Regions from separate parts of the Homo sapiens genome. Here region 2 is linked to region 1. A link is an interaction called in ENCODE POLR2A ChIA-PET data of the cell type or tissue named here. Cell type or tissue: K562. All regions are shown on one strand.

Region 1 (8,000 bases):
AATTTCTGTGTTGACTGTAGAGTTATCGTTCACTTGGGTTAACTTCTATTACAACCCGAGTATCTGCCCAGCCTTTTATTCCACCTCTACACCTGGTCACAGTAATACACGACTTACAAGTAGCCCTCCTGGTGCACCCAGAAGAACTTTGTCTTTTTCACAAATTGGCATCTGTGCTGTCTTACCTAAATCCTCATTGTTGGCCTCAGACACAATCTGTGGATGATAGTTCAAGTTGGGCACAATTGACTTCAGATTTCTTGAAAAGGGTCAGCTTAGGCTTAGAGTTTGGTGTTGACATTTTGCTTTTATTTTTTTAAAATTAGGTATCAAATTTACATGCTTTAAAAATGTGGTATTTTCTGCATGTGGGATTAACATTTTGTATGTAAGACTGGCTTTATAAATATTTACAGATAGTTTGTAGTCAATAAGGCACATTACGTTCTGTTTCTTTCCTACAGGGGCGGGCTGGTCTCTCTCCTTCCCTTTCTTCTCCCTCACTCCTACATTTTCTTCTTTCTTTGTATTTTACGATTGATTCACTTATATTTGCATAATAGCATTTTTTAATTTTTTTTTTTTTGAGACAGTCTCACTCTGTCACCCAGACTGGAGTACAGTGGTGCAATCTTGGCTGATTGCAACCCCTGCCTCCCGGTTCAAGTGATTTTCTGCCTCAGCCTCCCGAGTAGCTGGGATTACAGGTGCACACCACCACACCAAGCTAATTTTTGTATTTTTAGTAGAGACAGGGTTTCACCATGTTGGCCAGGCTGATCTCGAACTCCTGACCTCAAGTGATCTGCCTTCAGCCCCACTAAGTGCTGGGATTACAGGTGTGAGCCACCGCGCCCGGCCATTTTTTAACTTTTCAAAATGTTTTCACTTCTATCTGGCCCTTTTTTTCCCATTCACATAGCCCTCGTTGACAGTCTTGTTGCCTTTTGCCTGGACTGTTATTCCAGCGGCAACTCATTCTCCTCCTTCCAGTAGTCTCCTGGCCAATTGCTTCTACTGTTTAACCTTCCTTAAGTTGAGTTTCTCCCTCTAACTTGAAAAACCACACGTACTGTTCCATATTGCCTTCCATAAGCTTCACCTGCTTCAGCCCTGCTTCCATGAGCTTCACCTGCTTCAGCCCCATTTCCATAAGCTTCACCTGTTTCAGCCCCGCTTCCATGAGCTTCACCTGCTTCAGCCAGGTTTGGGGTGTTCTTTATTCAGCAGCCTCCACATCCTCCTTCTCCGTACTTCTGTCCTAGCTAGGCCTCCCCTGCAGTGCCCTTCCCTTCCCTCCATAAAGTCCCTCCTTCATCGTCCAGGGTCTCTCCCACCCAGTGTCCCTCAGTTCGAACTGTCCCCAGTTCTCTGTGCAGGTCACAGTTGAATCACAGGTGTCTGGACATACCTAGCCCTGTCTCCCAAGGCAGGAAAACATGACTGTGTCACTGTATCTGCTGGGGCTCCTGGTGTCCTCCAGATAGTTGATACTCCATATTTGTCATTTCCCATTGAACACATTGAAACCCTGTGATCCAGGCAGGGTGAAGAGACTAAGGCCCCATGTGTTTAATAATGTTGCACAGAGAATTAGTGATTGGTACGGATTTATAGTCCACGTCCTCTCATTTTGTTCCTCTGACAGCCTCTCTGTTCTTCCCTAATTTGGCTCAAAATTACTTTGGTTGGCTCTTAAGTAGAAACTTATGTCCTTTTGTACTTGGGGGCGTGTCCAAATTCATTAAATGAGGTGGGAGATTTTTCTTCTTCCTACCTCTCGCTTTGCTGTCCTGACACAGCTGCCACCACTAAAGGTGCTGGTGGGGCAGAGAGAGGGGGCAGTGGGGGGGTGGGGATGCTTGTGCTTAGATCTGGTCTTGACATCACACGAGACTTCCTCAGGTCTGCTGTGTCCTAAGCCTGACTTAGTATCACTGCATGAATACAATTCTCTACTTACCTCTTTTATTTCAGGCACTTCGTCTTAGTAACATGGCCATGGGGAAGACAACCACAGGCCAGATAGTCAATCTGCTGTCCAATGATGTGAACAAGTTTGATCAGGTAAGCTGCAGCTCAGGGATCCTTTTTCATTGCATTAAACACCCCTCTTTCCCCTTTTATTCTTTCTGGAGGCAGGGGCTCACTCTGTTCACACTGGATTGCAGTGGCAGGATCATAGCTCGCTGAAGGCTTGAACTCCTGGGCTCAAGTGATGTGCGATCCTCCTGTCTCAGCCTCCTGATTAGCTGTGACTACAGGTGTGCATCACCGTGAACAGCTAATTTCTTTTTTTTTGAATTTTCATGTCAGATGGGCTATTGTGGAAACATCATAACAAAATTCAAGGGTGGCACATCTCACACAAGTGCGTGAACACCCGATTATCATGCTCATGAACTACAAAAGGATTGCTGGCTAATTTCTTTTTTTATTATTTGTAGAGAAGGGATCACGCCTTGTTGCGCAGGCTGGTCTCAAGATTCTGGCCTCAAGCGATTCTCGCTACCTTGGCCTCCCAAAGTGCTGGGATTACAGGTGTGAACACCATACCCGCCCAGTATCCATTGTTTAATACTTACCTTGTAGCGGTATCATTTTTCCAGGGCATTCTAGCTGCTGGCCATATTCATTTTGCACTAGGACCACTTCTTTTTTCCAATTATTCATTCATCAGAATGAACTAAAGCCTCCGCTCAGTGTCAGGGACAATGAATAAGACTTGGTTTCTGTTCTGAAGAAGCTCACTGCCTGTCTGGGAGACAAACACACAAGTAAATTACTGGAGTATGTGGTGGGCACTGTAGTACAGGTTTTCTTGGGGTACTGGGGAGCCCCAGGGCATATGGGAGCTGAATTCTGTGGCAGAGAGTTCTGGAAAATGCTCAGCTCATCAGTGAAGATAGTCACGATCAAGACATTCTTCTAATGCCGCTGGTCGGATTCTCTTGCGAGTCTCCCAGACCCACTCTTTGTTTCCCCAGAATGGCTTCACCTGTGGTGGGTGCTTGGCTTTCTGCTTTAGCAGGTGTAAACCCACTGTGGCCATTTCTGTTTAGGATCTTGCCTGTTCTTTTCCAGTGGATCGTTTCTGTACTGTGTTCTTACTGGTTTTGCTTTTCTGGAGTCCTAAGAACGCTCTGTCTTTTTCTTTAAAGGTGACAGTGTTCTTACACTTCCTGTGGGCAGGACCACTGCAGGCGATTGCAGTGACTGCCCTACTCTGGATGGAGATAGGAATATCGTGCCTTGCTGGGATGGCAGTTCTAATCATTCTCCTGCCCTTGCAAAGCTGTTTTGGGAAGTTGTTCTCATCACTGAGGTAAGAGAAATACTGCTGTGAAAAATGTCATATGTATTTGGTAACATCCACAGTCTTCCCAATGCTTTTGTTCAGAAACAAACTAAATGCCTTTTATTATCTCTTCCTTGCATATGTTGCAGCTCTTCAGGCTCAGCCAAGGGGGCCTCTGTCCTTATGCTGAAGGCAAATCTTCAAGGGAGAAAGGTGAAGGCATTCACTGGCTCCTCCCAGCCAGCTTTTCAGGCGCTGTGGCCTCAATAAGTAGAGTGTCCTTAAGCAGAAATCACATATGTAGAAGTTAGTTAAACATATAATGAATAATGATAAATTGAAATGTTTCATAGGCTCCATTCTAGCTGCATACATCTTTACCGTGCTTGTGTTAGAGCTGTTTTCACGTGTATATATGTGTGTTATTTTTAATTCAGTATTTCCATTAAATTGTAAGCTCCCCAAAGGCAAGGTGAATTTTAATGATGTAGTTATAAAATCACACAGTCCTAGTAGCATATGTGTTAGGAATATGGTTGTTAGCTGGTCGTGGTGGCTGAAGCCTGTAATCCCAACACTTTGGGAGGCCAAGGCAGGTGGATCACTTGAGGCCAGGAGTTTGAGACCTGCCTGGCCAACATGACAAAACTCCGTCTCTACTAAATTTAAAAAATTAGCTGGGCATGGTGGTACACGCCTGTAATCCCAGCTACTTGGGAGGCTCAGGCACGAGAATCACTTGAATCCAGGAGGCAGAGGTTGCAGTGAGCCGATATTATGCCACTGCACTCCAGCCTGGGTGACAGAGTGAGACTCTGTCTCAAAAAAAAAAAAAAAAAAAAAAAAAAAAAAGAAATACAGCTTTTGATCAAGAGATTAATGATGATAAAATAAATTAGACTTGAAGCAGGTTCCAACGAATTGGAAATGGTTCATTGTCAAGGTTGTCAGCTGGATCGAGATGAGCCACTGTTGGAAGTGCATTGAGTTCTTTGTTTTATGCTTTTGCTTATGGTGTATTTTCTACTTGGACCTTCCCCTCTTTGCCATCTGGAGAAATAGTCCTTGTCCTTTGAGGCCCCGTTCAAATGCTCCTGGTCCTCTGAAGCTTTTTTTTTTTTTTTTGCTCTCCTCTTTCCCGGTGGAGTTAACAAACAGCCCTTTCTTTTCTGCTCCCCAGCACTTCATTCCCATTTTAGCACTCTCTGACCACTGTGTTATCGTCAGGCTCGGGTGCCTTTCTGCCTTTCCTGCCCACCTGTGAGCTCCTCGAGGGGACAGATGACATCTGACTCATTTTCATGTCTTCCTCAGCAGATATTACAAATTCTCCAAAATACTTGTTGAGTTGGTATAGATTGTTGACTTCCTAATCGAAGTCTTTTTCTATTTGTATTTTGAGTAGGACCTGTCTGTGTTGTCGGAAGCAAAAGCGCTGTAGGGAACCATGTGATGCAGGTCCCTGCCTGTGCCTGCCGCTGATAAGGGCAGGCTGTGATCGCTCAGGCTCATCTCCCGTGTCTGGTTCCCCTTAGGAGTAAAACTGCAACTTTCACGGATGCCAGGATCAGGACCATGAATGAAGTTATAACTGGTATAAGGATAATAAAAATGTACGCCTGGGAAAAGTCATTTTCAAATCTTATTACCAATTTGAGAAAGTAAGTTTTTGTATACATTGTACCATATTTTTGTATTTTTCTATTTGCTATTCTTGTTGATGGTTTTAGAAGTTTTACTATGTTTTCACATTATGGGAAGTTCAGTACAATCCATCCCAGTCCCCACGCTTGGCAGTTGGGTTAAGTAGAATGGTAGAGAACGTTATTTTCACTTGGTCTTCCATTTACCATGTTCTTAAACAGAAAGCATGTATGCTTCTTACTAATACAAAAGTGAAATTCCAAATGTTTCTGAATATCCCAAATCCCAACAATGAGTCTAAGATGTTAGTATTTGAGAATAATGGTGTTTAAAATAAAACTATAATTTATATTAATGTAGCCAAATGGACAAGTTATAGAGACTGGGCATATCTATATTGGACCAAACTATATGAATCAGTATTTTTCATTCCAAACAGGCATGGAAATACTGTTAGTTGTGCTTTGTTTTATTAGAAATTTTGGAGGGGGCTGGGCGCAGTGGCTCATGCCTGTAATCCAAGAACTTTGGGAGGCTGAGGCGGGTGGATCACCTGAGGTCAGGAGTTTGAGACCAGCCTGGCCAACATGGTGAAACCCTGTCTCTACTAAAAATACAAACATTTGCTGGGCGTGGTGGCACATGCCTGTAATCCTAGCTACTTGAGAGGCTGAGGCAGGAGAATCGCTTGAACCAGGAGGCGGAGGTTGCAGTGAGCTGAGATCGCACCATTGCCTGGGCGACAAGAGTGAAACTCTGTCTCAAAAAACAAAATATGTATTTTTTTTTTGGCTTTTGGATTAAATATTTGATTAGTTGTTGCATTCCAGCACATGATACTTCTTATGATTTCTTGGGTAGTTCCTGGCCACCTCTCACCTTTGCACTTTTTTGTTGTTGTTGCCCAGGATGGTCTCAAACTCCTGGGTTCAAACAATTCATCCACCTCAGCTCCCAAAGTGCTGAGATTGCAGGCGTGAGCCACTTTATCTGGTTGACATCACTGCTTTTTTAAAAACCTGTACTCTCTTTCAGGAAGGAGATTTCCAAGATTCTGAGAAGTTCCTGCCTCAGAGGGATGAATTTGGCTTCATTTTTCAGTGCAAGCAAAATCATCGTGTTTGTGACCTTCACCACCTACGTGCTCCTCGGCAGTGTGATCACAGCCAGCCGCGTGTTCGTGGCAGTGACGCTGTATGGGGCTGTGCGGCTGACGGTTACCCTCTTCTTCCCCTCAGCCATTGAGAGGGTGTCAGAGGCAATCGTCAGCATCCGAAGAATCCAGGTTGGTGTCAGATGCCATTTTAAAGTTGTAGGTGCATTTGAAGTAGAATGATGTCTCCTTTTATTTAGCATCACTATGTTCCAGTGTAATGACATTTAACTCTCTCATAACCAAAACGTGCCGCCATTCCAGAATGTTGTGTGTACTTCCCTATCTTAGATAGAGCGCGGTAAAGACAATGCAAGCATTGTGATTCATTTGTTGGCAGCAACATAAACAGCAGTGGCACAGGGCTTTTGATGTACAGGTGGTAACTGCAGGGGTGATTAAAATGTCTAAGCTGTCTAAAAGCAGGAAAAGCAAATAGATTTCATCTCTTATGTTAACACCAATGAGAAAGTAGTGAGTATGAGTTGAGTATGATTCTTCTGTGGGCTGGAAGGAAAGAGCTTGCTGGGGGTCTCTGCTTCTTGGTCAGGAAGAATGGCCTCAACTTCACTTAGCTATCCCTGTTTGAAAATAAGTTCTTTCCTCTGTAGATGTTTTCCTTGTTAATTTCTGTGCATGCCTTTAGGACCTCTGCCATTTCTTTCCTGTCCGCTTTTCACTTTTTTCTTACTGTTGATGAACCTATCTCTGCCAGACTTCTTTATTTCCAATTGGTTGATTTCTACTGCCTTGCTCCATTTGTACGACTGTAACAAGGACCACTCTCTGCTTCCCAGATGGACCTCTGTGTCCTCCCATCGTGGAGGAAACAGAAGGACAAAATGGGCCTGGTTAGTTCTCTCCAGCCTTCTGTAAGGACACTAATCCCCTTCAGGAGGGCTCTGCCGTAGCGACCTGATCACCTCTTAGAGGCCCCACCTCTTAACACTGATGCTGGGGTGAACTTCCAACCTGTGAATTTAGAACAGGCATGCCCATTCAAACCATAGCATCCACTTTACACACCATCACCTTTTCCTAAGTCGCTGTCACTCAATTGCCAGGGGCAAATAATTTATATCACCAAGGTAAGGTCCTGGCACATAATGTATGCTCAAGTATTTGTGTGTTTATGAATAAGTTGAAAATTAAAATAAATTGGCTTTGTGAGAGGGCTTGGCAAGAACTTGACTGTCTAAGCTTTTCAAAAATCTGCTTTGTTTTATTCCTGGTTCTTAATAGAGATGGATGCCCAAGGACAGACTCGAGTGAACTTAGCTGACACTGGCTGTGATTATTTTTTTATTTTTATTTTTTTGGTAGGGGAGAGAATGGGGTGGGTGTTGTCATAAAAGCTAAGATTCTTTTTTATGATGAAGTTTGTTTTTTAAAGATGAGATCTTGCTGTGTTACCCAGGCTGGAGCATAGTGGCTATTCATAGGCAGACTCCCACTACTGATTAGCAAGTTTGTATTTCATAAAAAATATTACCTATAAAACAGACCATACAGGGTCATTTCTTATCCCCATTCTTTCTGACAACAGCTTCAGGTAACACTGTGAAGGGATGGTCCATGCAGGTCAGTAACACTTTTTTCATGTAGCTTTTGCATCTTGAAAGAAAGAACTTAGGAGTATACTTTGACCAGAGTATCTTTCTGAGTGTGCAGGACACCTTTTTCAGACGGAAGGGCCACATGTGTATTGTGCTGCTGTAATTCTCTGACTGCTGTTGCTGCCCCTCACCGTGATTGCAGGTGTTGGTGTGTGTACCGTGGACCAGGGCTCTTGGAAGCCTGTACATGTTATTTCATGTTATCCTCACAATTGAAGGAGATAAGCATTAGTGTCCCCACTTTACAGAGAATGAAACTGGCTCCTGTAATAGGTTAAGGAGTTTGCCT
Region 2 (8,000 bases), 81 kb before region 1:
TGCCTCGGCTGGTGATTTTGAATTAAGCCATTGAGAATCAGGGCTTGTTTAATAGCTAGCATTATTTGCACGATACAGTGGCTGCCTCCCTCATTGTGTGAGCTCTTTGAGAACAGGAATGGTACTTTATTGTAATGGATTTGCACCTGGCAAGAAAGAAGGCACCCTGCCTTCTTTCATGGTGGCACATGCCTGTAATCCCAGCTACTTGGGAGACCGAGCAGGAGAATCGCTTTAACCCAGGAGGTGGAGGCTGCAGTGAGCCAAGATTGCACCACTGCACTCCAGCCTGGGCTACAGAATGAGACTCTGTCTCAAAAAAAAAAAAAAGCAAAAGAAAACGTAGTCCAGGCTGGGTGCGGTGGCTTATGCCTGTAATCCCAGCACTTTGGGAGGCCGAGGCAGGTGGATCACAAGGTCAGGAGTTCAAGACCAGCCTGGCCAACGTAATGAAACCCCGTCTCTACTAAAAATACAAAAATTAGCTGGGCGTGGTGGCATGCACCTGTAGTCCCAGCTACTCGAGAGGCTGAGGCAGGAGAATTGCTTGAACCCGGGAGGCAGAAGTTGCAGTGAGCCAAGATCACGCCACTGCACTCCAGCCTGGGCAACAGAGCGAGACTCCATCTCAAAAAAACATAGTCCGTGTGTCCAGCAGTCGCTGCTGCAGGAGTTCATCCTGAACCCGTGTTGGGTGTGCTGGAGTAGAAGTATGGAAAAGCTGTGTGAGGGTGGGGATTTTGTTTTTGTTTTTGTTTTTTGAGATGGAGTCTCTGTCGCACAGGCTGGAGTGCAGTGGCATGATCTCGGCTCACTACAACCTCCGCCTCCCGGGCTCAAGCGATTCTCCTGCCGCAGCCTCCCAAGTAGCTGGGATTACAGATGTGCACCACCAGGCCTGGCTAATTTTTTTGTTGTTGTTAGAGACAGGGTTTTGCCATGTTGGCCAAGATGGAGATCTCTGGGGAGGGGTTTACCTTCCTGTTGGAGCTTGGATGGAGAAGGTGGGAAATCGTTCCTGGCAGGGGATGAGATGTCCAGGTCACAGAACTGCAGTTGGAGAAAGTGTTGCCTGAGACGTGTGGCGAATGACCACCCCTCAGTCGCTATGTCGTCCCTGCCAGCCGGTAGCGTTTGTTACACCCAAGGTTGCCCTCCCCTCTTTCATCCCAGCAGATGTTCAGACTTTGCTTCTCCCACTTCCAGCCCCTTACTCATGAGTACTTACAGCCCTTTTGTGGCCTGCGACGTAGCTCCTTGTTCCATTTCTGGGTTCCATGACCACTTCCGTGCTGGTCTGTTTCAGGCCTAGTCCCTGTCTGCTCTTTTCTCTGCGCTAGCTCCTATCTTCCCCTTTTCCTTAGTGTCATAGAATTAGTGGGTTGAAAGGAAGAGATCTTCTAGCCCACACTCAGTACAGGAATCCCTTCCAGATACTGGGCAGTGGGGAAATGCATTATGTGACTCTCATGACTTTAGATTCGAATGCCAGAATTATGTTGTATTGAGCCACAGTTTTCTTTCCATGCAATTTCTACTTGTGTTTACTTACTTCTAAGAAAAGCATTACAGAATTTAATGAAGCAAAGAATGATCTGTGAATCAAGCAGCTCCTAGAACCAAAATAGGTTCAGAGCCGCTCTCCTTTGTTTTTTTGTCAACACGCAGAGCAAGTTGGCTACCTCCCTTCATATGCTCGCCTCATAGTATTCAAAGACAGCTATCATGGCCACATTAAATCTTTGTTTCTTTGTTTGAGACAGGGTGTCACTCTGTCACCCAGGCTGGATTGCAGTGGTGCGATCTCAGTTCACTGCAACTTTCACCTCCTGGGCTCAAGCCATCCTTCCACCTCAGCCCCCTGAGTAGCTGGGACCACAGGTGTGTGCCAGCATGCCCAGCTAATTTTTTATATTTTTTGTAGAGATGAAGTTTTGCCATGTTGCCCTGGCTGGTATTGAACTCCTGGGCTCAAGTGATCCTCCCGCCCTAGCCTCCAAAAGTGCTGGGATTACAGGCATGCGCCATGGTGCCTGGACAGGAGTTTATTTTTGACCCTGTTAAGTTTGAGATGCCTGCTACACATTCAAGTGGAGATGTTGAATAGGCATTCAATTGGTCATGAGTTTGGGGCTCATGGAGAAGTTTATCTTATTATTATTATTTCTTTAAATGGAGTTTCACTGTGTTGCCCAGGCTGGCGTGCAGTGGTATGATCTTGGCTCACTGCAACCTCCACCTTCTGGTTCAAGCAATTCTCGTGCCTCAGCCTCCCGAGTAGCTGGGATTACAGGCACGCGCCACCACACCCAGCTAATACTTGTATTTTAGTAGAGATGGAGTTTCATCATGTTGGCCAATGTGGTCAGGAAGTTTATGTCAATTTGGGCATCATCAGTGATACATGCAGTTGAGCTATATTGGACACATGGCCAATTGACCTCACAGTCCGCAGGGCTTGTCCCCATGTAACTGCTCTTCTATCCCTATGCAAATTCATTTTGTAGATGCTAACGTTTAGCAGCTCATTGTTGCTGTTGAAAGTTCTTGGAACACTTTCGTAGTCTGAATGCTAGAAAGGATGGGTCCTAGGAATGTCCTCTAGGTTGTGGCAGATCCACTAATCAACACTGTGGTTGCTAGATTAACTTGGCCACAAGTGTCAAGAGAGGTCGTGTCATATGGAGGTCTGCTTTATGGAAGTCAAGAGGTATTGGAGTATTGGATCACCTGGGCACTTCTGTCTTTTTTTTTTTTTTGAGACAGGATCTTGCCTTGCCAGCCAGCCTTGGAGTGCAGTGGTGCATTCATAGCTTATTGGAGCCTTGACTTCCCAGGCTCAAGTGATCCTACTGCTTCAGCCCCCCAAGTAGCTGGGACTACAGGTGCGGGCCACCACAGCTGGCTAATTTTTCTAATTTTTTGTAGAGGTGGGGTTTTGCCATGTTGCCCAGACTAGTCTCGAACTCTTGAGCTCAAGTGATCCACCTGCCTTGGCCTCCCAAAATGCTGGGATGACAGGTGTGAACCGTCATGCCCAGCCTGGGCAGTCATTCAGAAACCCTACCAAGAAAAGGGTTAAAGTCATTTGGCATGGTTTCCTCTTTTTTTTTTTTTGAGACAGGGTCTTGCTCTGTCGCCCAGGCCGAAGTGCAGTGGCGCAACCTCAGCTCAGTACAACCTCTGCCTCCCGGGGTTCAAGCGGTTCTCCTGTCTCAGCCTCCCGAGTAGCTGGGATTACAGGTGCTTGCCACCACACCCGGCTAATTTTTGTATTTGTATTTTTTATTTTTATTTATTTTTTTGAGATGGAGTTTTGCTCTTTTTGCCCAGGCTGGAGTGCAATGGCGCGATGCTACTGTGCCTGGCCTCACGATTTCCTCTTTTTTTTTTTTTTTTTTTTTTTTTTGAGACAGAGTTTTGCTCTTGTTGCCCAGGCTGGAGTGCAATGGCACGATCTTGGCTAACTGCAACCTCTGCCTCCCAGGTTCAAGTGATTCTCCTGCCTCAGCCTCCCCAGTAGCTGGGATTATAGGCATGTGGCACTACGCCTAGCTGATTTTTGTATTTTTAGTAGAGATAGGGTTTCACCATGTTGGCCATGCTAGTCTCGAACGCCTGACCTCAGGTGATCCACCTACCTTGGCCTCCCAAAGTGCTGGGATTACAGGCGTGAGACACCACACCCGGCCATGATTCCTCTTAACACAAGCTGGCTCTTGGTGCTGCTTTTCATGAATATACTCTCAAATTGCTCCCTTCAAATGATTGTTGATGTGCATTATTTCTTTTAACCTTATTAGCTTTATTTTTTCTAAATTCTTTTTAGATTACATAGCAGTTTCTTAGCCCTCACCATGATTGGATCACCTGGACAGCCATAAAAATATGGATGTCTGTTCCCCTTATAGGCCAATTGGAAAAATAATTTCTGGGGGTGGGATCCACGCATCTATCTATCTATCATCTATCTATCTATCTATCTATCTATCTATCTATCTATCTATCTATTTTTTTTGAGACAGAGTTTTGCTCTTGTTGCCCAGGCTGGAGTGGAATGGTGTGATCTTGGCTCACCGCAACCTCTGCCTCCCGGGTTCAAGCAGTTCTCCTGCCTTAGCCTCCTGAGTAGCTGGGATTATAGGCATGCGCTACCATGCCTGGCTAATTTTGTATTTTTAGTAGAGATGGGGTTTCTCCATGTTGGCCAGGCTGGTCTCGAACTCTCGACCTCAGGTGATCCGTCAGCCTTGGCCTCCCAAAATGCTGGGATTACAGGTGTGAGCCACCGCGCCCCGCACATCAATATTTTAAAAAGGTTCTCTACGTTTCTGATGGGCACTGAAGCCCAAGAACCACTGATCAACTGCTTGCCAAAGTCAAAAATATTTCTGTGCATATTTCCATTTTTCTGGCCAAAGGTTCGCTGCCCCTTTTTCAGGTTCCTCTCAAAGGACTTGTCTGATCTCAAAGCATGAGAACCATTACCACAATAGGACTTACTCCCCTCTGTGGGTGCTCAGCCAGTGGCTGAGGGAGAAGGGGGATTGCTCCGTGCCAGGGATGTTGTTAGAGATGCCGGGTTCTTCGATTTTTATAGTAACCCCTTGTTGAGGGTGGCTCTGCTCTTGTGTTACATACAGGTGAAGGAAACTGAGAGAGTCCAGGTAGCATAATGAGGGTCACCCAGGCAGGACATGATGGAGTTGGGAACTGAGTCAAGTCTGACAAATTCCAAAGCATGAGCTGCAGCCTCTGCGTCACTATGTTTATTTTCTCACCCTGGGTCAGAGATTAATTGAGCTCATGAGAGTACTTGACAGGAAATCTCACACTTGTGAATTCAGAGCTCGTGAGCATAAAATTGCTCTTCTAATCACTTGCTTTTATTTGCTGATCTTTATTGGTGCATTTTATTGGTCAGGATGTGATTGAGATTATGTAATAAACCCAACTGACCGCTTCTTTTAACTTCTGCTATTGAAGTAATCCCTCAGATTACTGTCTTGAGAGACGGAGAGTGCATACAGTCCAACAGTGTGTACTCTTCCTCTTTAAAGACAGTAGAAAGGTATCCATCTTGTTTTAAATAGTAGCAGGGAGGTTTATCAATGGCTTAACATGGTAGGCTGGGCCTGGAGAGCTCTCAATGTAACAGAGCTCAAATGTGGCATTTACATGAATTCTAAGTTGATTAAGCGACACAATTTGTTCAACTATAAAACATAATACATTCTTAATAGATTTTACCTATTATTGTATATGTAAGTTCCTAGTACATATTAGGCTGTAGGTAAATGGGATGATGAGGGTTCTTGCTAAATTTATCCCCCATCCTTTTTTTTTTGAGTCAGAGTCTTGCTCTTGAGCAACCTCCACCTTCTGGGTTCAAGCAGTTCTCCTGCCTCAGCCTCCCGAGTAGCTGGAATTACAGGCTTGTGCCATGACACCTGGCTAATTTTTGTATTTTTAGTAGAGATGGGACTTTGCCATGTTGGCCAGGCTGGTCTTGAACTCCTGACCTCAGGTGATCCGCCCACCTCAGCCTCCCAAAGTGCTGGGATTACAGGCATGAGCCACTGCGTCCAGCCTAAATTTACCCTTTTATCATGCCTTTTTTATTGTCTTAAGTCTTTAAGTCTTATTTAAGTCTTGACTCATTTGCGACTTTTTTACTAAATTGTTAGCTCTATTAAGGCAGAAACCAGTATCTTCAATGTCTTAATCTCTCAGTGACTGGTTTAACATCTTGCAATTAATATGCTTAATTAATGTTTATAAGCTATTACTTTAGTCTTAATCTCAATTTCTTGAATTTAGAGTTGCTGACACCTGTGTCTTAGGTAGGACCAAGTGAGAAGCTAGTTATTGTGACAGCCTCAGACTGGAGCCAGAAGACCCATGATCTTGTATATATTAGCTGTGTGTGACCTTAGGCAAGACACATGACCACTCTGGGCTTCAGTATCCTATTCTATGATTTAGAAAAATTAAACCTACTCATGGCATGTTTTAAGAACTATATTTTAAAAATACATTATAAAATATTTATTTATTTATTTATTATTTGTGTGAGGCAGAGTCTCACTCCGTTGCCCAGGCTGGAGTGCAGTGGTGCGATTTCGGCTCACTGCAACCTCCGTCTCCCGGGTTCAAGTGATTCTCGTGCCTCAGCCTCCCGAGTAGCTGGGACTATAGGTGCATGCCACCATGCCTGGCTAATTTTTTGTAGTTTTAGTAGAGACGGGGTTTCACTGTGTTAGCCAGGATGGTCTTGATCTCCTAACTTCGTGATCTGCCAGCCTTGGCCTCCCAAAGTGCTGAGATTACAGGTGTGAGCCACCTCATCTGGCCTATTTATTTATTTATGAGGTCTTTCTGTGTTGCCCAGGCTAGAGTGTAGTGGCTATTCACAGGCACACTACATCCTCAAATTTATGGCCTCAAGAGGTCCTCCTTCCTGATCCTCCCAAGTATCTGGGACTGGCTCCAAGAGGTGTATTTTAAGGAAAAAGTTTTTTTTTTTTTGAGACGAAGTCATGCCCTTCCACCCAGGCTGGAGTGCAATGGCGTGATCTTGGCTCACTGCAACTTCTACCTCCCAGATTCAAACGATTCTGCTGTCTCAGCCTCCTGAGTAGCTGGGATTACAGGTGCCTGCCACCATGCCCAGCTAATTTTTGTATTTTTAGTAGAGACGGGGTTTCACCATGTTGGCCAGGCTGGTCTTGAACTCCTGACCTCGTGATCTGCCCACCTTAGCCTCCCAAAGTGCTGGGATTAGAGGCGTGAGCCACCATCCCTGGCCAGTTCTCTTTTTTTGGAGACAGAGTTTTGCTCTGTTGCCCAGGCTGGAGTGCAGTGGCACAATCTTGGCTCACTGCAACCTTCTGGGTTCAAGTGATTCTCATGCCTCAGCCTCCCAGGTAGCTGAAACTATAGGCATGTGCTACCATACCGGGCTAATTTTTTGTATTTTATTAGAGATAGGTTTCACCATGTTGCCCAGGCTGGTTTCAAACTGCTGAGCTCAGCCAATCTGCCCACCTTGGCCTCCCAAAGTGCTAGAGTTACAGGCGTGAGCCATCGTGCCCGGTCAATGAAACAATAAAGTTCTATACACTTATTTTTCTTTTCTTTTCTTTTTTTTTTTTTTTTGAGACAGAGTTTCACTCTTGTTGCCCAGGCTAGAGTGCAATGGCATGGACTCAGCTCACTGCAACCTCTGCCTCGGGGTTCAAGCAATTCTCCTGCCTCAGCCTCCTGAGTAACTGGGATTACAGGCGTGTGCCACCACACCTGGCTAATTTTTGTATTTTTAGTAGACAAGGGGTTTCACCATGTTGGCCAGGCTGGTCTCGAACTCCTGACCTCAGGTGATCCACCTGCCTCAGCCTTCTAAAGTCCTGGGATTACAGGCGTGAGCCTCCGCGCCCGGCCTTATACACTAATTTTTCTCCCTCACCTCCAATCAAGCAGGGAAAGTGAATATGGAAGTAGGTCAGTGTATAATGTCCCATCTCTGGTGAATGGAGAAGTCACCTGTTTGTAAGTCCCCCCAGAAATGAAGATCTATTAAAAAAACAAAGGCCACAAAGGGAAATTTAATTCATACTCAGAAGTGGGCCACTATCTATGGAAGTACTTGGAAAATAATAAGGTGCGTTATTATTACATCTTTAAGAAGTTTTCCTGGGCTGGGCACTGTGGCTCATGCCTGTAATCTCAGCACTTTGGGAGGCCGAGGCAGGCGGATCACCTGAGGTCAGGAGTTGGAGATCAGCCTGGCCAACATAGTGGAACCCTGACTTTACTAAAAATACAAAAATTAGCTGAGTGTGGTGGTGGGCGCCTGTAATCCCAGCTTCTGGGGAGGCTGAGACAGGAGAATCGCTTGAACCTGGGAGGCGGAGGTTGCAGTGAGCCGAAATTGTGCCACTGCACTCCAGCCTGGGTGACAGAGTGAGACTCCGTCTCAAAAAAAAAAAAAAGTTTTTCTG

The links. Peaks named below come from ENCODE experiments on the same cell type or tissue, not always from the same donor. Only the 100,000 strongest peaks of a DNase experiment are listed, where the experiment ranks them.
Region 2: POLR2A ChIA-PET joins it to region 1 with 6 read pairs; 6 of 35 experiments call an interaction of 5 or more read pairs at or near these places.

The regions. Positions count from the first base shown.
Region 1 is chr13:95,204,759-95,212,758 of GRCh38, reverse strand. It overlaps ABCC4 (ATP binding cassette subfamily C member 4 (PEL blood group)), which reads left to right. Exons shown (of 31, transcript NM_005845.5): 5 at 1,978-2,067; 6 at 3,162-3,325; 7 at 4,834-4,959; 8 at 5,978-6,227. It overlaps SNORD13G (small nucleolar RNA, C/D box 13G), which reads right to left and starts at 2,415; the gene lies at 2,311-2,415. RefSeq lists an enhancer at 2,172-3,371. In K562, no CTCF peak of the experiment used is centred here; DNase peaks (open chromatin) are centred at 3,488 and 4,758.
Region 2 is chr13:95,286,115-95,294,114 of GRCh38, reverse strand. The region is part of intron 1 of ABCC4 (ATP binding cassette subfamily C member 4 (PEL blood group)); the gene reads left to right. Among named protein-coding and RNA genes, the nearest start is that of ABCC4, 11 kb to the left of the region's middle. In K562, no CTCF peak of the experiment used is centred here; no DNase peak of the experiment used is centred here.